2 separate regions of the Mus musculus genome follow, and region 2 is linked to region 1. The links are chromatin loops, found by intact Hi-C in ENCODE. Cell type or tissue: left cerebral cortex. All regions are shown on one strand. Links, peaks and the distances in the headings refer to the core of each region. The heading gives the core; the rest is flanking DNA. Region 1 overlaps Slit3 (slit guidance ligand 3). Region 2 overlaps Slit3 (slit guidance ligand 3).

Region 1 (11,490 bases), core at 2,133-10,132:
CTATGGAACTTTGGGAAGAAATGGTGGTCGAGAAAAGGACTTAGCAGGTAACTTGCAAATATCTTTGTTCCAGAAGCACTAGAGTGGCAGGTTGGGGAGCTCTGGAAAGACTCTGGAATCCATAGATTATAAGCCTCAGGACTCTGAAGAGCAAACAGTAATCGGGAGCCTTGGTGTTGGGAGAGGAGGCAATGCTAGCCAATGCAGACAGATAAGACCCTCCCTGGAGGCTTGGGGGAGACACTGAGACTCAAAGGTAATTAGACTACTACTTGAATACAGTTGGCTCTCCACATCCGTGGGATGCAGACCTGTCCAGGTAATCCATGAACTGGATGGGAAATTCTTGAAGAAAGAACTTGACGGACCAATTTCATTCTTGGTATTATACCCTAAAATACAATTTAACAACTACTTGTATGTATTTATGTTGTGTCTGGTATTCTATGTCACCTTGAAATATATGGGAAACCATGCATAAGTTATGCTGCAAATACTATGCTATTTTCTACAAGCACTAGTAATCTTTGGTATCTATGGGGAGTCTTGGAACCAATCTCCCATGGATCCCGAAGGCCGACTGTGATGAAACCTAATGCTGTTTAAACCTCACTGTGTCAAGTATCAAGTATTCTACTTTACAAGTTCAATCGTCCATCTTTTCTTTTTTTCTTTTTTAAAGATTTATTTATTTATTATATGTAAGTACATTGTAGCTGTCTTCAGACATTCCAGAAGAGGGAGTCAGATCTCCTTATGGATGGTTGTGAGCCACCATGTGGTTGCTGGGATTTGAACTCTGGACCTTCGGAAGAGCAGTTGGGTGCTCTTACCCACTGAGCCATCTCACCAGCCCTGTCCATCTTTTCTTTATCCATGGAATTCCTTTTTTTTTTTTTAAACAGTTTCAGTTGTCTGTTGTTGACCACTAACTGAAAATATTAAATAAGAAGTTCTAGAAAGACAAAATGTCTAAGTTTTAAATTACATTCTCCATTAGCACAGCAAAATCTCACACTGCCTGCTTTGTCACCCCCAGGGTGCTGATCTCTCAGTTCAGTGTATCCAGACTGTACGTTGTATCTGCCCTTTCGGAGCTTTCTTGAATATAAGATTAGCTGTCACAGTATCAGAGGGCTAAGTTCAAGGAACCCTTATGTAGCAATCTATGTATTAATACTTCCTTTATATAGAACAGGAGTTTATGACAAGGAGAGATCATCCTTGTATGCTTTTTATCATAATATGTTGTTGCTGTAGTTGTTTTATATTTAGGTAGGTATTAATCTCTTATTGTGCCTAATTTACAACATATTGGGGAAGGTTGTTGCTATCATTGTTTTGTGATGATAGGGATCAAACCTAAGGTCTCTCTACTGCTGATACCAACAGCTCTGTGCCAAATTTAAAAGGGACACTTGACTGTGGGCACAAAACTGAAACCTAATCCTGGCCTAGTAGATAGAATTCAGTCTGACCTACAATTCCAACCATCAAGCAGGGACTTGGCTGTCTTATTTTATGCCTTGGGGGGCGGTGTAGACAAGGTATCTCTTTGTAGACTGGCTGTCGTAGAATTCACTCTGTTCTCAAACCCAGAGATCCACCTGCCTCTGCCTCCTGAGTACTGGGATTAAAGGCGTGCGTAACTACTGCACCAATTTGTAAAGCCAATGAAATCAGAGGAAAGTTAACAGTCATCGTTAGCTTTATATTTCTGTGGGGAAACTGAGGCACAGAGGCATCTAGTATCTTGCCTAACATTGGTAAGGGAGTGGAGTCAAGAGTCAAGCCAATCCAACTTAGGAGTTCCCTCTTATCCATTCATCCAGCACATATCCAACTCCTCTAGATCTTCACCAAGCTGTCAAGCAAAGTGAATAGCAAACAGATATATGGTTGTATGGGTGGGCTCGGGGGGGGGGGAGGAGAGGAAATGGGGAAACGAGGCAATTATATTCTAAATCTCAAAATAAAAGGGATAATTTTTTAAAAAAGAAAAAGCAAACAGGTTTCCTGCATTCACAGTAGAAAGCCATAAACAAGGGAGCTGTTACAGCTCTCTCTCTCTCTCTCTCTCTCTCTCTCTCTGTGTGTGTGTGTGTGTGTGTACAAGCACATGGGGAATAACACTAAGAAAAATTAGAAACGTAGATTATATAACAGGATAAACACAAAATCATTTGAATTCTGCTATCAAATTAGATGATTAATTACTTGATTTTAATATACATTTACATGCCCTATCTACTTCTAATTGTAAAACCATAGTCATGGTTTGCACAATGAATACAAATCTGAGTGTGTCTTCTCTGGACACTCCCTAACTAAGGGATGAAGGAAAGTGATTTGAACGGTACTAGGTGACAGAGGAAAATGTCACTAATGTACTGTCTGAAAGCTGAGAATCCTCACTATCAAGAGAGCTAGCTCTTCAACGGAGAGGATCCATTTGACACATTTGCAAATAAATGACTCACATTCTCAGAGGATTACAGTTCCCATGAAACTGAATCACAGCATCTTTAACAGTGGCTTCCCTCACTCACTCCCAACTCTGGTCTAATTGTGTACCTAGCAATCTAGCACCAAGATGGCACCTTCAGTCTCTATACATAGCCCAACTCGAATGAGGCCAGCAGCTGGACACCTGTGCCTCCCTTCTCTCATGGAGCTTGAGAACACAGAAGGACTGTGCTTCAAGCCACGTTCTGCGTTGCCTTTGATTGACCTGGAATTACCCATCCTCCCCGCACCCAAAAGTTCAGCTGTCAAACATCCCATACGGTGGAATCCATTAATACACACAAACAGCACCTAGCCCAGTTCAGGCCCAGAGTAGAAGCTCCATAAAACTCCCAGGAGTTTAGGATGGCTGGTGGCAGCTGGGGCAGAGGGACACATGACATGACTTCTGTTGCCAGGAGATTTCTCTCCAAAAGGAAGGCCTTCCTCTTTTCAGACAGGGAGAACAGACACATGGCGCCAGTTCGGCAAGCACAGCTTTCCGAGGAGCCCAACCTGCTGTCCCCTCTCGGCAGATGCACCATCTCTCTAGGTTACAGTCAACAGGGGACGTCTAAGGGGCCACTATTCTTTCCCATTGCACAGCAGGGTGACACTAACATGGATCCTTTTTCCAGTGGACAAGGGAAAGGCAGAGGAGATAAATGGGCTGAAGTTTCAATTGAAGTGAATATCAATAAAATATTCTTTCCTAGATGTGTACAGCACAAACCCATGCAAGAGAAATAATCTGTGAACCCCAGTGACCCCAGGGCTGTGTAGATATCCACAGAGCCTTTCCTGAAGTGTTGAAATCCCTCATGACACCACTTTTTACTTTCCTCAAAAGGTTGAATTCAGAAATGCCTATGACTCCACCCTATTCTGACCCCCAGAAATCCATCACATAGACATTCCCCTAATGAACAAACAGTACAACAGTGGGTGCTTCAATGGCCAAATATGCATGGTCATGCTCCCCTGGGCTGGTAAGTGATCAGGCTACTCCATTCACACCCTAGAAGGGGTTAGGGGAAGACTGCTCTTGGTTTGGAGGGTCGTGGATACCAGTGTTTTGATGGCCTTGGCTGGAGTGAAAAAGCAAGTACGTCTGAGGTGCCTTGTGAGTGGGGTGGTCTGACCAGGGAAGGCTGTATGGTGTATAGCACACTCCAGCTCATGGCCTACCAAGCATGGGGCCCTTTCTGTTTCTATAGCATTATCCTATGAGTATTGTAGGTTCCTTCTGTGAGACAGATTTTTCTTGGAGCCATGAAGAATAGGGGACTCTCAGGAAATCCTGGTGACAGGAAGACACCTACTCAGGAATTCCCTATGTCTACTCTAGTCAATGGCCTTTGACTTTTGGATGTGACCGTCAGGAACACAGCACAATTGCCAGCACCCTCCCTTCCGTCAACACCCATGTTCTTCCAATTGTGATGCATGGAAGTTGGGCATGAGAATTCATACCAGGATCGGGATGAGCTGAGCTCAGATGCCCCTTGATGGGATGGAGCTGAAGAGAGAGGCATCCTCCCGCTGAGAACCATGACTCTAATTGAAGGTTAATCATACCATTTCAGTGTCAGACTTGAGCTGTTCTGCCTAGTTGTCCCAGAACTGGGTGGGGATTCCGAAACACCTCTAGGCTTTGCTTTATAGAAAATTAGTTGAGAACCCACAAAACCTGTAAAAGCTCTGCCTATGACCATTGTTGAATTGGCCTATTCTCCTCTCACGCAAACGCTTTTGCCTGCAATTCAGACTCATAAAAAGAGAAAATGAAAGAGTCACAGAGACTACTGCAGCAGATACTGAGGTGAGACGTGGCACCTGATGTCAGAACTAGGAATCGGAGCTAAGCATGGCAAATTCTAGTGTGCATGGGGCACGGAGCTCACAAAAGAATGGCAGGAAACTGCCAGGTGCAAACAGCCATGAACAGACAGACCTGTGGTTACTACCACTCTGAGCATCCAAGAAGTACTTGATAAATATAGATAGGATGAGCCGCATAATCACAGTCCCAAGAAACAGCTCTTGAAGCCAAGACTTTATTTCATGTTGGAGCTTTAGGCTCTAAACCACTCTTGAGTAATGTCTCCTGCCAATCTGTCACTTGAGTTGCTTCGGAAACCTTTCCTTAAAGGAATTCCACACCCATAAGAAGTTTATTACTCTGTCATCCCATTTGTTAGGCTAGTTGTGATACGTCAGAGGAACGTAAATAATCCCATTCAATTGAAAACAAAAAACAAAAACCAAAGCTTTCTTGCAAGCATTCAGAACTTTTGGCATCTCAAGCTCCGTCTGCATTTTTCCAAATGCTGGGCTGATTTTTTTCATGACTGTATGTTGAAAAAGCCATGAGGGGCGGGGTGCGCAAGACTCTCAGATGACCCTTCAGGAGAAACCTGTCTACATCTGGCTCTCCTCTGACACCTGCTGTATCGAACCTGTTTCCTTTGTCTTATCCTGGGAAAATGTACGTTTCTCGAACCGTCGCCACATATTCATCTGTAGACACCTTTCCCAACTCAACCACTTGAATAAATGACTCGGTTTGCTTGTAATGAACTTTTCCAGTTCAGCCTCACCAACAAAAAGATTAGATAAAAATTACCAAGTAACTGAAAGGTTCAGAAATCAGCTGCTTTGGCCTTTGTTTTTCTCTCCTTAGGTGTTTATGGTGGAGTGGGAATGGAAACTCGAACACAGACCAATTTCAGGTTCCTGTCAGCATCTCATGACAGGTCCTAGATAAACCCCATAAACTGTGAAAAATGGACAAGTCTTGGTTTTGATAACCTACCCTGGGATGAGGACCAAGAAGTTAAAGTCTCTGGATTCCGGAATTTTATCTCATGTGTTTTCCAGTGATTAATCCCAAACTTATCTTATTTCGTCAACAGTTCCAACAAGCCAAAAGGGACATTTTGGACGTCTGGCTGTAGCTCTTCTCTCGGCCCCAGCTTACCAGTGCCAAATGAAATGCTGATTAACCAAAAGTGCCCCTCCTCCCCCTTTTCCTGGCACGCGGAATTGCAAGGCAGCTATAGAGCAATGCTCTGGAGAGTGTAGACGTGGGTGGGAACTGCAGACAGGAGAGTTTTAGACTGTGGGGAAGGCACTGGTGTTGAAGAGGAATAGGAAGCAGGGGTCCAGGGGTGAGGTTGTGGAAAAGCAACGGGGCTGAGCTGAACAGCAAACATGAGGCGTTCCAGAGAACGCTGGAGAGAAGGGTCTAGAGGGAAAGGAGTGTCAGAAATAGGAATTGGTGGAGATTGAAGTCAGGTGGACAGACCTGGAGACTGGCTGTGAGGGGTGTAGTCCCAGGAACCACTGCCTATGATAGTGTAGGAGAGCCAGATGCTCTGATACTGGTGAGAGGGCAACAGACATGAGAAAGGAGTGACAAAGAACTGGGGGTCCGATTTAGAAACATCAGCTGGGTAAAGTAGGTTGGGGTCTAGACCCTTTGTGTTTTCCCCTTGTTTGTGCACTGCCCTAACTGTGTGCTTTTCTCCTCATCCCCGGACTCCATCCATCATCCATGCGCAGTACCATTCACCTACAGCATCTTACCCACAAAACCCTCACTTAGTATTCCTAGAAGCTTGGGTGAATCTCCCCCTGAATACCTGTGAAATACAAGCTCAAAACGCTGCTGAAATGAAGGCTTAAACCACACCCAAACCAGCACATGGCTAGAGAATGAGATGCTAGCCTCAGCCTCATGTCACATTGCCTCAGACCTCTGAAGGACAGGTGTACATTTGGGAAATCTGCCTTGGTTTATGGACCCTTAAGCTGATTGGGAGTTGGTGACCCATCCGGTCCCTTTCTAAAATCCTGGTCCAGGGAACCGACTGGAACCTTTTACACAGTTCTGAGTTGACAAACCTTTCACTGAAATCCTTTAACCTATCTGAAGCATATAGGATATAAACTTTGGCTTCTACGCAGGTCGAAGGTTACTGGGTAAATCTCTTCAAATCTCCCTGCAGCCTTACCAAGGGCTCATAGGAGGCTTTAGTGCCCTCTGTGGCGGGAGTCAGACTCAATCAGCTTTCTAGAATGTTCTATGGTGAAGGCTGCTCTTCTTGGCTCTGCAGGCCACCCTTTGTCTTTTTTGAGGTTCTCATTCAGTACTGGCCTTTGGGGAACTCTATGGGGCTACTATGCATGGACCAAAATGGCTAAGCAGTAGTGTTTGTGTGCGTGTGCGCACATACACACGCACACGCACACACACTCACTCAGGGCAGAACCAGGAGAAGTAAGCTGTGAGTCTGTCCTTCTCGGCCTGCTGCTGGGGGAAGAGCTGGGCTCACTTGTGCCTGTGATTGCTCTGTCAAATCAATTCAAGAGACCATAAAGATATAAGCACTGAACAGCACCATCACGGGACTCTTATTTTTTTCAAGGCTCCCTGCCAGATATAACAAGAATAAATATGAAATGGCTTCATACTCCAAGCATGAACTAATGTTGGGGCTGGGGCTGATAAGTAAGAAACAGCTAAACAGACTTTGACACGGTGACTCTGGAGAGAGCAGTGTTCTCACTGGAAGTGGGGGTGTGGGGATTTACAGGGGCTGTTGAGGACAGAGCTGTCTGGGAGAGGTTCCTCCCTCATAAAAAATCCAGGCCCCTGCTGACTGATTCTCACGTTAGGAAAACACGGGTAAATCACCAGGACAATCCAAGAATGGTTCCCTATGTGCCTTTTGAGCACTGCGGCCCTCCTTCCTTATCTGGTTCTAATTTGCTTCATGGGTGCTGTTCCCAGTCAATTAATTGAAAGGATTTTTGGCTCGAAGCCCATAACCCACCTGGAAAAAAACAAAACAAAACCCCCGAAAGCCTCATATTTTCCTGTCTCAGAGAAGTAAAAGGAACAGGACTCACCCCTTCCTGCATCCCTGCTGGGTCAGGAATGGGTGCCTAGGACACAGGTAGGGAGGGATAGCTGGCTGGACCTCTCTCTGTGCAGGGATCTGTGGTAAATCACTGGCTTTCAAAGTCTGAGGGAAAATAAGGCCATTATGAGGCTTTTAAGATCAACCATAATAGACTCCCTACAATTTGCTTCTCTTTGGCTGTCTTTATGGACCCCCTGGGCTTCCCTCAGTGCTTGGTCTGACACTCCCCAGCATGGTACTGAGGTAAGAGAAGGGTTAGGGGGCAGTTAAATAGATCTGAGGCAAACACTACCTCAATGACAGTCTCACTAGGCAGCCTTGGTCATACAGGTTCACCCCTCAGCTAGGGACTGAATGCTTGTGTTTCTAATAGAAGTCAGATGGCAAAACCCTGATGTCCAATGAAATGGGATTTCGGTGAGATCTCCAGTGACTGGATGAGATCAGGTGAGTAAAGTCCTTGTGATGTCTCCAGGGCCTCATGAGAAGGGCTCAGAGAACTTTAAGAGACAATGGGACAACAGGCTGGTCTAGAGGCCAGAAGAAGACCTTCACCAAACCTGACTGTACTGGTCTCCTGATCTTATCCCAGCCTCTAGAAGAATGGGAAGCAAATTCTTGTTTACAATTCATAATCTAGGGCCTGAAGAGATGACTCAGTGAAGTGCTTAACACATGATCATGAGAACCTAAGTTCAGATGGCCAACACCCATGTAAAAATCCAGGCACAGTAGTGAGTGGCCAGTTGGTTTTGTTGATTTAGTGAGCTCTAGGTAAAGTAAAGCAAAATAAAGTAAGAAAAATAGTTATGGAGAGAGTTATAGAGAAAAACAGCTGGAGACAGAGAGATGGCTCAGCAGTTAAGAACACTGACTGCTCTTCCAGAGGTCCTGAGTTCAAGTCCCAGCAACCACATGGTGGCTTAGAACCATCTGTAATGAAATCCAATGCCCTATTCTGGTGTGTCTGAAGAGAGTGACAGTGTACTCACATACATAAAATGAATAATTAAAAAGAAAAGAAAACAGCCAACGCCAAGCATTGGCCTCTACATACACAGTATGTCTTATACACATGTACACCCCTACACACACACACACACACACACACACACACACACACACACACACACACACAGAGAGAGAGACACACAGCCTAGTCTGTACCCCTCTGTTACACTGCACTAAGACAACTTCTGCTCTTGTTTCTATAAAATAGAGAATGTAATGCCTACACTGCACAACTGCCAGAAGGATTCAGGGTGATGCATACGGAGAGTGGTGGGCATGACGGCCACTGAGGTTGCCACAGTTACCACAGTCTTCACCGTTACCACCCCCACCATAGCATTTTTTCCACGACCTCAGCCACAATGGAATAAGAAGAGAGACACTACCCGCAACCTGGCTCAGCAACACTCCCAGTGATTGGCAGGTGCCGCTTACATCGTAATTCCTGCCGTTATCCTTAAACTGGGCGATAAGGATGAAAGAAAAGACAAACTATAACATTCATACAGTCACTCAACAAATACTGGCTGTGTGCTCAAGCTCCCAGCCTTCCCCTAGAATCATGGGCGAGTCATTAGCAGGGAAGACTCAGGAGAACATCCCCACCTTTGCCCCTGGGGCAGTAAAGGCAGGGGTGGGCAGAGCTGGGAGAGCACAGTACAGAGCCTGACTCGCTGCTCATGTTTGTGTTATAGCCACATGGCAGCTCAGAGAACACACCAGGGCTGTGGGCCCTCAGGTGCTGTGGATCTTCTGAAAATGCTCACGGAAACTTTGACCAGTACTTATTAAGTTCGATCCAATATTAGGCACTGTGTTGGACCTAGGAGAGTCAGCCTCACCCGGGCTTGTCCCATATGTGGAAAGGATAGGCTGACAAGTGACAACCACCCTTCCTGGCACTTACGTCCGGAGCCCTCGACAGCCATGTTTTGAAACTGTGCGACTGCAAGCTCTCAGCCAAGGCCTTCTCCTCTCTAACCATCGATTTCAGTTACAGGATTATCTTGACAACACGGAGGGCAAAGATTAACGTTCCCACTGAAAGGACGGATGGACGGGACAAGCAAAGAGTTGGGCTCGCATCCGATTTGGAAATCCTACGAGCTGGTTCCCCATGGCACAGCTCCCCGTGGGATCCATTAGGAAGCTGCCTCTCCCCACGTCTCTCCTCACTATCCCCCAGCCTCCCCCTTCAGCACATAAACTGTGCTCTGGGACTGAGAACAGTGTGTTTTTTAAACAGTTAAATCTTTCATTGCAGACCAATTAAAATTTAAAGTCAGCCTTTCTCTCCCTCCCCCTCTCTCCCCCTCCCTCCCTCCCTTCCTCTCCCTCCCTCCCTCTCCCTCTCCTTTCTGTCTTTGTCTGTCTCTCTGTCTGTCTCTCTGTCTCTGTCTCTTTCTCTCTCTCACACACACACAGTCATCCCTACCTCTCTGATCATAAAGAACTGACAACCATCTGCTGGTTACCACTAGAAACAGGATTTCAAACCCTGACAAGAGGGTACCCTGTCACAACCTCTTGGTCCCTCCCTTCTAAAGTTCCTTCTGAGAGCTGCTGGGTAGGGTCTAGATGTCTCTCATTGAGAACATCCAGAGAACGCCTGTTCCAGGACACCATAGCTTACCCCTCAGCTTCTTGAGCATTGTCAGGCAGAGAGATCATGTGTATGTACCATAGCATGCTGTCATATCATATAGCTATGCCCCCACACCCAAAAGCTACCTGTGCACTCTCCAGATCTCCAAATTTTGGGGTGTCCTCCTACTCTGTCCTCAAGATTCACTGTTGGTGTCTCTTCCTGGCTCATGAAATACTGGACGGCTCCTTTGTTCCAGCCATATTGTCTGCATAGTCTGTGGGTCCCAAATAATAGACTCTAGTGTGGCACTAGTCTGGGTTAGTGCCGGTGTCTCTAGCTATGTGAGAGTGTGAATGTGTTTGCATGATACCTCTGCCTGTGTGTGTGTGTGTGTGTGTGTACACGTTCCTCAAGGTGCAAGTTCTGGAGTGCATACCGGAACTCCACTGATGTGTCCAAACCAGCTGTTAAGGTTTAACAACTTTGACTTCCTCAAAGCAGAAACCACCCCTCCAGAGCTCCTCTCCGTGAACTCTGTCACAGCTGAAGATGGCCTTCGGCACTGTGCTCCTTCTGTGCAAGCATGTGGATGTGTGTACACAGACACACAAGCAGTTACACTTCTTGCCTTTAAAAATCTGTTCACAAGGAGGAGTGTCTGACGCATGGGACATAATTGTATTGGCTCTACAAGGGATCTCTGAGGCTTAGGGGAGAGGCTGTGACCAGATCCTGGAACAGTGCATGATACAAGCTGGAAAAATACCTACTGTGCTCAGTCAGATGGGCCAGGAGCCAGAACTGAGGTCCTGGCTGGATTTCTTCATTAGAAGATAGATTCTAACTTGACTGACTACCTAATTATATTAGACTAAGCACGTGAAGTCTCCATCTGCCTTCTTTCTCAAATGGGACAGATTTCTGCCTTTCCTTGGCCCCACACTCACTTTATTCCAGGAATGGCATCTGGCATTTGTTCACCAGGCCTGGAGGTGTTGGGTGCTACAGCAACCCCTGAACTTGGATTTCCCACGTGATCCTCCCGACCGGCTCTTGGTGAATGTATTTATGTGCTGTTATTCTGCATTGAATGGGTGAGGAAACTGGAGTTCAGAGATTAAGCAACTGGTGGGAGGTCACACAGCTGGTACGTAAGCAGCTGACGTGCACAAAGGCAGTTTGACATTTCTACACCCAAGGTAGCATGTCAACGTGAGCAAAAATTACTGCCCTTTTAACGGAAAAGCAGAAAGGTTATTAGGAGAGAGAGATCACACACAGCAAGTGTGGAAGGTCCTAGAGAGGTACACGGGGGGAAAGATAGTTTTCCCTTCTTCTAGCTGAACATCACACACACACACACACACACACACACACACACACACACACACACACACACCACCTTTGGAGAGCAGCAACCTGCTAATTCACTTTCCAGATCCCACGAAGCTATGTCTC
Region 2 (11,490 bases), core at 1,297-9,296, 52 kb after region 1:
ACTTTAAGAGACAAGGGAGCAGATTGGCGGAGCTGATGGTGCCCCACAGCTGACTTCACAGTCCTGGAGAGAAAGGGGGTACCCTAGCAGGGGAGGTGGCCTGGGGCCACAGAAGGAATGCCCTATCCAGAGTCAAAACACTCCCAGGTCTTCCTGGCTACCCATCAGCCTCCCACATCCAAGTTGTGTGACCTTGTTAAGTGTCTTAACTTCTCCCAGCCTCAATTTTTTTCAAGCTATTAAATAAAACACCATTTGCCTTATCTGTTCCCATAGCGACAAAAGTAAGCATGGCAGAAGTGAAATGGTATCAGTAATTTGAAAACAATGCACTCGCTATTTCCCCATTGTGGTAATCAGGATTGCACACACACACACACACACACACACACACACACACACACACGTGCCAGAGGCCTGAGATTTGACGGTCTCCGTGTAAAATTCATGTGGCCCACAAGGGCAGGAGTGCTCATAATCTTCTAGCCATGTATATAGAAGGCTAGAGGCAAAGCCTATGGGGTCTACCATGTGGCTCCAACACAAGGCAGGAGAGTGTCCCTAGACAGAAGCAGAGGGAAGAAGAGGGGGCTATGTATAGTTCCTAGAGAGAATGCTTCAGAGAACCCGTGGAATGTCGGTGGGGGTCAGAGGCTGAGTGTGCTGGGGGAGGATAAGTCTCTGATGATAAGAAAGGAGGTAAGGCCCACGAGCCTCAGATTCAGCATGACTGACAGCCAATGCGAGGGAAGGGACCAGAGCTTCCCATTGGAGCTAAGGAAGTAACTAAGGAAGCTACTTTGTCCTGGCCTCTGGCACTGTGTGGGTTTCTCTAGGCTGCCTCATTTAGGAAAACAAGAAGCCGGCTTGAAATACTGAAAATTCAGCTCAAAGAGAATATGTAACTGGAAAGGAGACTAAGCAAGAAGAGATAGCTTTGTTTTAAAGAAGAGAGTTTGGGAGTTTTTCCATCCCTTTCATTGGTATAGAGGCTGACAAGATGTAATTGGTTACAGAAATGACCAAGCAACTACTTTGTGTAAGGTATAAACATAGTCTGTTCTGTTGAACAGAAGGAGGCAAGCATTAGTGCGGGTGTTGGGGGTTCTTGAAAAGGCTTTTGCTGAGAACCCCCCACAAATATTCTCTGCCTGTCCAAAGAGCTACCCATCAAATGGCCTTTCCCCTGAGCCTTGTGACACCTTTGTAAGGATGTGATGGGGCCGATACTGATGCGTATGCTTTCCCATCCAAGCCCCTAATACTGTTCAAAATTCTGAGCCTGCATGCTTGCTTTGAAGGTGGTACTTTGTCACACTAGGGAGAAGCCAGGAAGGTAGGCTGGGTTATGCTGGCAGGTCAGTCAGAGAGACACACCAGCTTAAAAGCATGAAAGTCAGAGAGAAGCTGCTCATACATTCGATGGACTCTCTGGGAGGTGTCAAGAGGTAGGAAACTTCCTCCTGCCTGAGACAAGAGAACTGAGGCATTCCATAGCAAGTCGGGAGCAGAGTCCTGTGCTGGGAGGTGTAGATGGTTCTGAAGGCTGAGAGGGCATCCCTGTGCCTGCAACATCCCCCATGAAAGTCAGGCTGTGTTCCAGTATGAGCACACCTTGCTGTGTTGGCACAGGCTACGGGCAGTCTCGCTCTGTGGAGAGGGTGTTAATTTCTAATCCTGTTCCCTGTTTGGGATGCACTCCGTGCAGAGATCTGGATAAGAGGCTGAGAGCTGAAAGGTGGAGTAAGGTGCCTCAGGTTGGGAAAATGCTCCTCCCAGGGGAAAGATTTTCCCCTGCTTCAATGAGCAGCAAAAGGAGAGCCCCCAGAATACTCCAGAAGGCCTCGAAGGCAGTCTCACACCAAACATGGTATGGAGGCTGCAGGCGGCAACCAAGGAGCTCAAGGGTGGGAGAGTTCACCCAGGGAGCCGAGAAGAGCTGGCAAGACGGAGGTTCTCACGTCAGTCATAAGCCTCCGGAACTCTTGTCATCCTTGAGCTGGGGCCAGAGCTGATCACAAGCTCATGGCATCCTTGACCTTCTTGTTAAAGAGTCACTGTCAGAATCAAAGGGAAGACTGCAATTTCTCGGGCACTAGACCGGGGAGAGTCTATGGGGCATACCATTTGATGAAGGTTCTTCCCTCTTCCAAGGGGCAAAGTCAGGCAGGGTGAAGAAGCTCACCCTTCACATGTACCGAGCATAGGGATAAAAAGAGTCGTGGTATTTACGCACTTCCTGCTGAGCCAGACTATGCTATATGAGGCATTCTGTAAGGATTGGCCACTCAACCTTACAGCGGGCTATCAGGGTGGTCTTAGGGTCACTACTCTAGAAGGACACTGAGTCATACACCTAAAAAGCACTGGTGTTCAGGGAAGCAAGGATTCGAACCCAGTGCTGTGAGTTCCAAAGGCCTTGCTTGAATCTACAACATACTACAGAAAGTCTCAAACACATTCAGCCCCCAGCAGCCCCAGGGTCGACACCAAGAGGCAGCTGGAGTAAAGTGCACTAGAGAAATGGCTCAGAGGTTAAGAGCACTTGCTGCTCTCCCAAAAGGATGCAGGCTCAGCTCCCAATACCGACACAGGGCAGTTCGCAACAACAGAGCAGGTGTGATGCGCATGCTTGTGCGCCCGCCTCCCTGTAAACATGATGAGATTTTCATGCTGGAGGTGACAGCGTGGAGAGGTAGAACTGGTCCTCGTGATGAGACTAGAGCCCTTATGAAGAGCCCATGCAGGGACTAGCGCAACCACCCAAAAGGTTGACAGCACTTGCTGCTCTTCCAGGGGAGCCAGGTTCAATTCCCAACACCAACACTGGGCAGCTCACAACCACCTGTAACTCTAGCTCCAAGAGACCTAATGGCCTTTTCTGGTACACATGGACCATGGACACATGAGGTGCATATACACTCAGGCACACATACATGCACATTAAATCAATCAATCAATCAATCAATCAATCAATCTTTGTAAAAGGTGAGTGTGTGTGTGTGTGCATACCTATGAGTTCTCATTAAGAAATCAACAGTCTTCAGCCCAGAGCAGACCCTTACCACACACAGCCTGACCATGATAACCTGTCTAGCCCCGTGGAGAGAGCTCTCAATGTCTCTGCCCAGTGGTGTTGCTTCCATCCCCACTTCCTTGGAGGTGATGAGCTACAGTCACCAGATGAGTAAGATTTCTCAGGATCTCCAGAGCACTGTGTAATTTCTCTCCCTGACCTCATGTCTGTCACATCACATGACACGACCTTAGTTCCGGCTCCTCCCCGAGAGTCCCGCTTGAGGCTTGTCAGGAGCTCAGGGATCTGCAAAGAGGAGCTGTGGACCATAAGCTGAATGCCTTTCAGCTTATGTGTGAGGCACTGCTCACTCTGGGTTCCAGTTCACTCTGAGCCAGATTAGAGAGATGAATGACTATCCGAGCATCTCTGAGGGAAAACACACCAATATCCTTCCCGGCTTATACTAAGTGGGAACTACAGTGGCACCCAACTGCTGGGAGTCAGAGACACCAGGACTCAAGTCACTTTCCAAGCAACTCGCACCTCTCATTGGCCTGGTTTTCTCATGTGCCTCGTGGGGCCGCTGTGGGGTTCGATGAGTCCATCTCCTAGCCTAGTTCAAGGAATAATACTCAGTAGATGTAAGTCACTTTTATTTTCCCATAAAGGTTCCTTGCTGGCTCACTAAGGGCTGAGAACGCTACTTTACAATGATGGCAACGGAACCTCCCCCGGCAGTTTGGTTCACTGTTCCACGAATGGAAAGCGCTGGATGGATTTATCCCATGTTCTAGAAGATGCTCAGGGTCAACCTGGAACTTGAGCTGGGACACGGGTGTTCTCAAATTTTGGATCTGTATTCATCCTGCATAATTTTCCTTTAGTCAGAACAATACATGCCACTGACCTTACAGAGGCTCATCCACCCACAGCCTCAACTCCATGGTCCACCATATAATAGCTGTGGTTGTAGTCACAGCCTGTCAGCTGCACCCACTGGGGCTCAGTGGAGACGCCCTTTTTGCAGTATCAGTTAGGTCTTCCATTCTGTCTCTGTCTGACCCTCTTACAGAGTTCAACCCAGTCCCCACACAAGATGGCTCTGCTGCTGTCCACAAACCTTATACACAGGATCCATCTGTGTTTGGCCAGGAAGACTGTGAAATAACATCAGTGGGATGTTCCCAGCCTTAACTGGGAAAATGCTAGATAGATTGCCATTAATCTAAGTTCACAATATACCCCTGAAGAAATATCCCTCACAGTGGGAGAAAGACAAGCACCATGATGAATGAATGATTCCCTGCCCCGCCATGCTCTCTGGACAGAAAGACACCCAGGCACAAGACGCCCTGCCTTGAGCACAGTCTGAATCCATGTCATGCTAGAAGAATTCCATGCAGTTAGTTTGACACAAAGGCCTGTGTGTGTGTGTGTGTGTGTGTGTGTGTGTGTGTAAACTTGCTCAGGAGGAAACCTTTCCTAACTAGAATTGTGTTTTACAGTACACTTATTGCTCCGTTTTGGTATATTTCTTGTCCTTTCCCAAACTCAAGTATAAAACCTGCACAAATTCATGCTTCAATGACTGAAAATACCCACAGGCAAGAGTGTGGTCATGCTAAATGCCAGACAGGGGCTACTACAAGCTGTACACACCAGACTCTAACTGGCCACACCAGAGCAGGTCCTTAAGTAATTACCTCTGCATCCTCCAGGGTCATATGAGTCTGACCATCCTTTACAGAATTCCTCTTCTGCCTTGCTTTAGATCCATTCCAGAAAGGAGGGAATGTGAATTCCTACACGGAGCAGACAGCATCTTTTTGTAATCTCTCCCTCACCCGCCATCTTTAGTCTTTAATCCCTCTCCTGTCCTGATTCCCTTCTGGAATGGAAAGGATAGGGACAATTTTCTCAGAATCCAGGCTCTCGAACACTGCGACATTCCAAAAGTTTCTTGGATACTTTACTCTGTCTTTATACCCTATTAGGGACTCTTTGCTCCAGGATCCATTCCACCTAAGACTGTTTTTAACTTCCTCCTCTGTGTGCATGGGATGCAGGGAGATCGTAGTGAAAGTTTTATATGTGCAATGTGAACACCATAAATCAGGGCCCTGGCAGTATTTAAATCTGTGAAATGCAAAGGGAATTTAAATAACAAGTCAGCCACACAGGCAGGTGGCCCCGAAGCTCTGGAATGTGCATCTCACGCTAACAGCTCGCACGTTTATATTAAGGTACTAGAAGCAGCCAGCAGAAGGAGAAGAAGGTGTTAACAATGACTGCAAATATTTCCTTAAGGATACATTTCCTCTATTTCCTCCAAACATAAATCCTGACAGCATGAATTCTGGATTTATTCACAGAGAAGACTGCTTTTAATTTATTGGATGATATGAAAAAGCCATTCTCTAATCTATACTGGGATAGCATATTGGTTAAGGAGATGTACTTAGCAGAGTAAATTACTTTTGTAAAGGAAAAGCTTAAACTACAAAACCAGCCCATTGCTAATGCACACCTTCCATTGGGCTTGGTGTCAAAAATGGCATTCTGTTACTGTCTTTTCCTAAGAAGATACATCTTCTTACATTGTTACAGGTCGTACTCAGCTCTTGGGACACACCTTCTTTGACTCCCTGGAAGGACACTTATTGAAGTGGGAGGGAGATTAGGGGAAAGAACTTTTTGCCAGTTCTTGGCTCTGGGAAACTGTATCTTGACTCTCTGGATGGCTGGAATGGAAACTCACTTTCTGCACTTTAATCCAATCACAGCAATCATGGTCCCATTGGTGAATGCCCAGTATGTGGCGGGCCTTATAGCATGTGAATATTTTCTGATATGTGATCTCATCTGCTACTTGCAAAGAGTCAGCATTTGGATTTTTCTCTTTATAACAGATACAACAGAGGCAGGGGGGCCGGAGGAGGGTGGGGTGGGTAAGCACTCTGACTCTGGTCACAGAGTTGGAAAGAGACAGAGGCAAAGTTGACCGACATCTTGCGGGGTTTCATAGATATTGATTCAACAGTTGGCCAGAGCTTAGTGTTCCTGTTCCTCGTGCCTGCCTGCTGCTACATCAGCTCGACCCATGTCCTCTCTCTAATCTATTGTCCCGGGAGATGGAACTTCTTTCAGTATCAAATCCAGTCTAGGCACGGCAGCCGGGTTCTAGGGATATTCCTGTGATAGGTTGGACATTGTGCATAGATTTCCATACTACCATAGCTTTACGGCAGGGCAGCTCTCCTCCCTCCTTGTTTTAACAGAAGGGAAACTGAGAGCTTTTCGGGCTCTTCTCCAGCACTTAGTAAGCTGTTTGCTTGGCTGGACACTATGAATTTTTATCACCCATGGTTACTACTTCACTTTATCTTTCACACTTTTGCTTTTAGAGAGGTGTGAGAAATATTAATATGGCCCTTAAAGAAACAGAATTCAGAGGAGAGAGGTTCACTTCTTAAGCGGCCCTATATAATAATACCGACAGAAAGATTCAGTCAGCTTTCAGCCTGCGGACACCACCCACAATGCTCAGAGAATTAATTCCACAGAATTGAAAATGCTCATAAGACTCTTCCACACCTGCCCCAAATATGTTCTACCCAAGGTGTTAGGATCAAAATGACAGAAGCAGCATCCCCTACCCAATGGATACCATCACACTGAGCAGGGCCCAAAGTTCCAGGCATTCTTATGGCCTATTTCCCCCTTTTGCCCCTCTTGAGTAGCCTGTCTGTTATATCCTGGTGTTCCCAGAGGCTCTAAGCCAGTGACTCTTGAGAATACTTTTGAGTCAACAAGTCACCAAAACCATCATCCTCTTTTAGATTTGACCTTTTCCATGACCTTGCACTCAGCCACATCAGGCACACCCTGCTTACTGCTAGGGAGTGTAGAGGACAAGCTGGCTTGGCCAGGACATCCTTGGTTCCTGGGAACGGAACAGTTCTCTTTCCATGGCTCTGAGCCAGTGTGAAGGTGAAAAGTGTCAACCGCCCAAGAGCTTCACAGGAGCTCACAGATCTCTTTCTAAAACGACATGTATCTCTTTCCCTTTGTCACTTCCGGGGGACGGGGGAGGGGGAGGGCGGAGAGAAAGAGAGAGACAGAGATACATAGAACACACAGAAAGACAGAGACAGAGAGACAGAGACATAGAGAGACACAAAGGGAAGACTCCTATGAAGAGAGAGAGAGACAGAGACACACAGAGAGAAACATAGAGACAGAGAGACAGAGGCAAAGACAGAGAGACAGACATACACAGAAAGGTAGAGAGACACACAGACAAGAGAGATAGAGAGACACAGGCATAGAAGAGACACACAGAGAGAGACAGAGAGAGACAGAGAGACAGAGAAACAGAGAGAGAGACTGTGACAGAGACAGGAGACACACAGAGAGATACAACGACAAAAGCAATAGAGACAAAGGACAGGAGTCAGAGAGAGATTGCTGGAGACAGAGAGGGTCACAAACAGAAATGAAATACATAGACACGGGGAAGCAGAGACATGAGACAGATACGAGAGACACATAAAGAGAACACACCACACACACACACACACACACACACACACACACACACACACATACATTCAGTAGTTACATCAAAGGAAAGGCAACTAGAAAGTAACATGTTTGAGCAGAGAATGGTCCCTGTTAACTTCTGGAGCCTCTTAGTGGTAAGCTCAGCAGCTTTCGATGTCTGCTGCCTTTGTGTGGGATAAGTGTCTTTCTCCATTGGCCAGGTGGGGAAACAGAGGCTCACAGAGGAAAAGCAGCCTAGCTAAAGCTCACAAAGCTACAAACCTGGTCTAACTACAGAACAGTGAATAAAACCCAGGTTCGCCATGACATTTACTGCGTGGCTTTGTCTAGAGTTGGCTGCACGCATCTGGAGAGTCTTCAAGGTTGATTCTTCAATCCTGAACCCAGAGTTGATCTTTGCTTCCCTTTAGCATGAAGTGATGATATAGGCAGCCAGGGGAAGATTTGCTTTTTAGTGAAGTAGAACTGAATCCTTCAAAAGATACATGATCCCAAAGTTAGCATCCCAAGGTGGGTGAAGTACAAAAAGAGGCAGTTTCCAAAATAAGAAATTCAAAATTAAAACAGCTAACAACCACCATTCTTGAAACCTACAAAGAAAAAAAAAACCACTTAAAAATAATAGTTCGGTATGCTTAAAAACACATGTAGAAGTAACCACTCCTTATATAGTCTAAACTGCTCACATGTTCAGCCTCTTTAGAAGACAATGTGCCAGGGCCTACCACTGATAATCTCTACAGCCTCTGACAAGTATCTCAAGTGTTCACCCAAGGAAATAATTATGGTTTGTTTTTTTAATGAATTGATAAGTTGCCAATAATAATATAAGCTTTAACGTCATCCAAATGTTCAACAAAAGACAGAAATTAATAAATTATGGTTACATTTATGTAATGGCATCCTTGGCAGATCTCAAAAGGCATTTTGTAGAAGATGATTTAATGGCGTGGGAAAGCACCCGTGATATATCGCTATGACAACAACGTGCCATTTGTGAAGAGAATAACAGATTAAAATCCATGCCTAAAAAAAGACAGAATAAATAAGCAGAGTCAACATGAATAGTAATTATGCATGTTGCATCCTTTCTTTGTGGCATATCTTCATAAAGATGTCCATCCTCTTCTTTATCCTTTCAGCAAATGTGCATGTGAAGGTCGACGAAACACAGTGTATCCAGACAGACAGAGGATAGCTAGGCAGCTAGGATAAAGAACAGAGCCGACCAGCAGCCGGGGAGGCAGCCACAAAGTGCTTGATGTGCAAGCGTGAGGACCAGAGTTCCATCCCTTCTGTGCTTGTTAAAAAGCCAGGTGTGGCTGTGCATAACTTATAATCCCAGTACTGGAGAGGCATAGACAGGAGGATTCTTGTGGCTGGTTAGTCCCAGTCTAGTCAGCAAGTCCCAGACCAGTGAGAGACTCTGTCTCAACAAATCAAGGTGAGAACTGACACCTTCAACTGACCTCTGCTTTCTGCTCCTGTGTGCAGCCATACACAGATCACAAACACGCACACATGAACATGAGAATGAAAAAGCAGATTATCACCTCATAAGGGCAATGGGCCTCTGGGAAATTGATCCACCTCTAAATCCTCTAAAAACATCTCAGGAGGCAGAAAGAAGGTCACAGGTTCTACTTCAGTCCAGCGAACCGTGACACTGTAGCCTTCCTGCCAGCCGGCTGCAGGCTCACCGACAGGCATCCAGGTATTTGAGCTTTTCCCAACCAGTGACATAAGTACGCTTCCGGATATATTCCAATAGGTCTAAGTTTTCTAGGAACCTCAAACTTCAGAGAAAAGGAAGTGGGCTGTGTTGTAATTAGCACCGTACAATCACACAGTCCTGGCGCTGAGGGTCTGCACTTCTGCACCTGCGGGCTTCCCAGCCTTGGACTCTCACCAGCAGCTCTGAAGTGCAACCAACGAAAGAGAGCACGCTCAGGCCAGTTGCTGCCAGCACTCGGGGCATCATACCGAGCAAGAACACTTGAGGAAAATTATTTAGCTATGATCATTATTGGCTGCTTTTAATCACAATAATGAACTAATGCAGCAGTACTTATGCTTGGGCAAGTCAAAGAGTATCCATTAAAAATCTAATTAAAAGCCAGTCCTTAAGAAGAACCGTGGCTTATTTATCTCTCTATTAGGTAATAGAAACCACTGAACGGTACAGCTTGGAAATTTTCCACTAGTCACGCTGGTAAGCAGTATTCCCTTTTCGGTTGTAAAAGTACAATAAATCCTGCTTTAAGGGAACTCCTGCTAGGCTTCAAGAAGAGAGACGAGAAAAGGAAGAAGAAGGGGAGAGAGAAAGAAGAAATGTTAAGAATAACATTTCTATCCTGCCATTTTCAACAAAACAAAATAACCCAACAACCCAGGTATATATTTCTATAAGAAAAAAAAAAACCTTACAGACAACAATCTGTTAATAGTCAAATGAGATGCTTTCGTGTGACAATGAGAGTGACTGGTGGTGGGCAGTGTGGATAAGGAATAGCCCACGAAGGGCCCCAGATAGCTGTGCTAGGAGGTTCCCAGTCCCCATGGCGCAGAGCCAGCGGGGTGAGGAACAACCTTGCAGATGCCGTCAATCCCCATCTGGTCTAGGCTGGAGCAATGACGATGTGCCAAGTTGAGCACTGGTCCTGCAGAGAGAGAGCCACCAGGCAGGATGTCCAGGAACTCAGCCCTGTGCAGGGTGATCCTCGAAGGAGTGTGTGTCTGAGGCTCTGGAGCCTGGAAGGTGGCTGACTTCTGCTGGATGCCCATGAACAAGCGTGTCTTCTGTGCTGTTATGTTGTTGTTGGTAAAGAAGACAGTACAGAGCTATCAGGCTACATGACCCCACCTGAGAGTTACAAGAGGTTTGGTATCAGAAAAGAAGCAGAAGTAGTGAAGAGGAAGAGAGACATCGGCAGAAATAAATATGAAAAAAAAAAACTGTAGTATAGTGACTACATACACAGGATGATAAAAAATAAATAAATAAATAAAAATCAGCCAGAATGGGAACTAGACCAGACCACAGAAGCATGTGTGCCCTTCTGAATTTGAAGTGGTGGGGACCCATGAGGAAGACTACAGGCAGGGTCAGGCCAAGATCAGAAGGAGATTTGAGAAATGCTGCTCTCTGAAGTTTGCTAGATACGAAGGTTGGGAAAGGCTAGGAATTATGTAATGAAACCAAGGGACTCGACTGCAGACCAGAAACCAAGGGGAAATAAAAGATGATTTTACTGACGAGTCAGGGAAATCTCATTACACATTGGGGAAAATGGAGGTTTGAAGTTGATTCTAGGGTTCGAAGAGAATGGGTGAATGGACAGGATCCAGACAGAATGAGAGGTGTTTGGGCACTCAAGGGGTATGCCCAGGAAGTACTGGGATTCATACTACATTCCAGGGGAATCCATATAATGTGTTAACTCTCCTTTCTCTGGCTGCTGCTGCAGGGTAGACATCTCGCTGCAGTCCTGGGCCCAGTGAAAGGGACGATTTGGCCACTGCACAGCTCTTTCCACTGTCACAAGCCATCTGTCGCTGGACCATATGCTGAGAGAGGACTCAAGCTGGAGGCCTTGGCTAAAACCCTCACCCGGGAGAAACAAAAAGGCAAACTGGGACTACTCGCTTTGCTGGCTCAGATGACCTTTCGGAACAGGTCTGAACTTTTGTCGGCACGCTATCAGTATTTCCATCAGCAAGTATTCAACCAGCTAATGTTTGCCAAGTGGGAAGACCGAGCTCTCCCTTCGGCATCGGGGTTTCTGTGCTAATCTGACCTTCCAAGGTATTTAAGGATGCAAAGGCCAGATTCATCACCTGAGTTCCCCAATCCATCGGCTGAATGCCATAGGCCTGTCTACCTAGGCTCCCTCACTACTACAGAGGAG

What was found. Peaks named below come from ENCODE experiments on the same cell type or tissue, not always from the same donor. Only the 100,000 strongest peaks of a DNase experiment are listed, where the experiment ranks them.
Region 2: a loop joins it to region 1, with 5 times the contacts of the local background. A loop is called at or near these places in 1 of 42 quality-filtered maps.

The regions. Positions count from the first base shown.
Region 1 is chr11:35,389,610-35,401,099 of GRCm38, reverse strand. All of the region lies in intron 4 of Slit3 (slit guidance ligand 3), which reads right to left. Among named protein-coding and RNA genes, the nearest start is that of Gm46277, 110 kb to the right of the region's middle. In left cerebral cortex, for the core only: no CTCF peak of the experiment used is centred there; DNase peaks (open chromatin) are centred at 2,564 and 5,559.
Region 2 is chr11:35,336,402-35,347,891 of GRCm38, reverse strand. All of the region lies in intron 4 of Slit3 (slit guidance ligand 3), which reads right to left. Among named protein-coding and RNA genes, the nearest start is that of Gm46277, 54 kb to the right of the region's middle. In left cerebral cortex, for the core only: no CTCF peak of the experiment used is centred there; DNase peaks (open chromatin) are centred at 5,201, 8,199 and 8,505.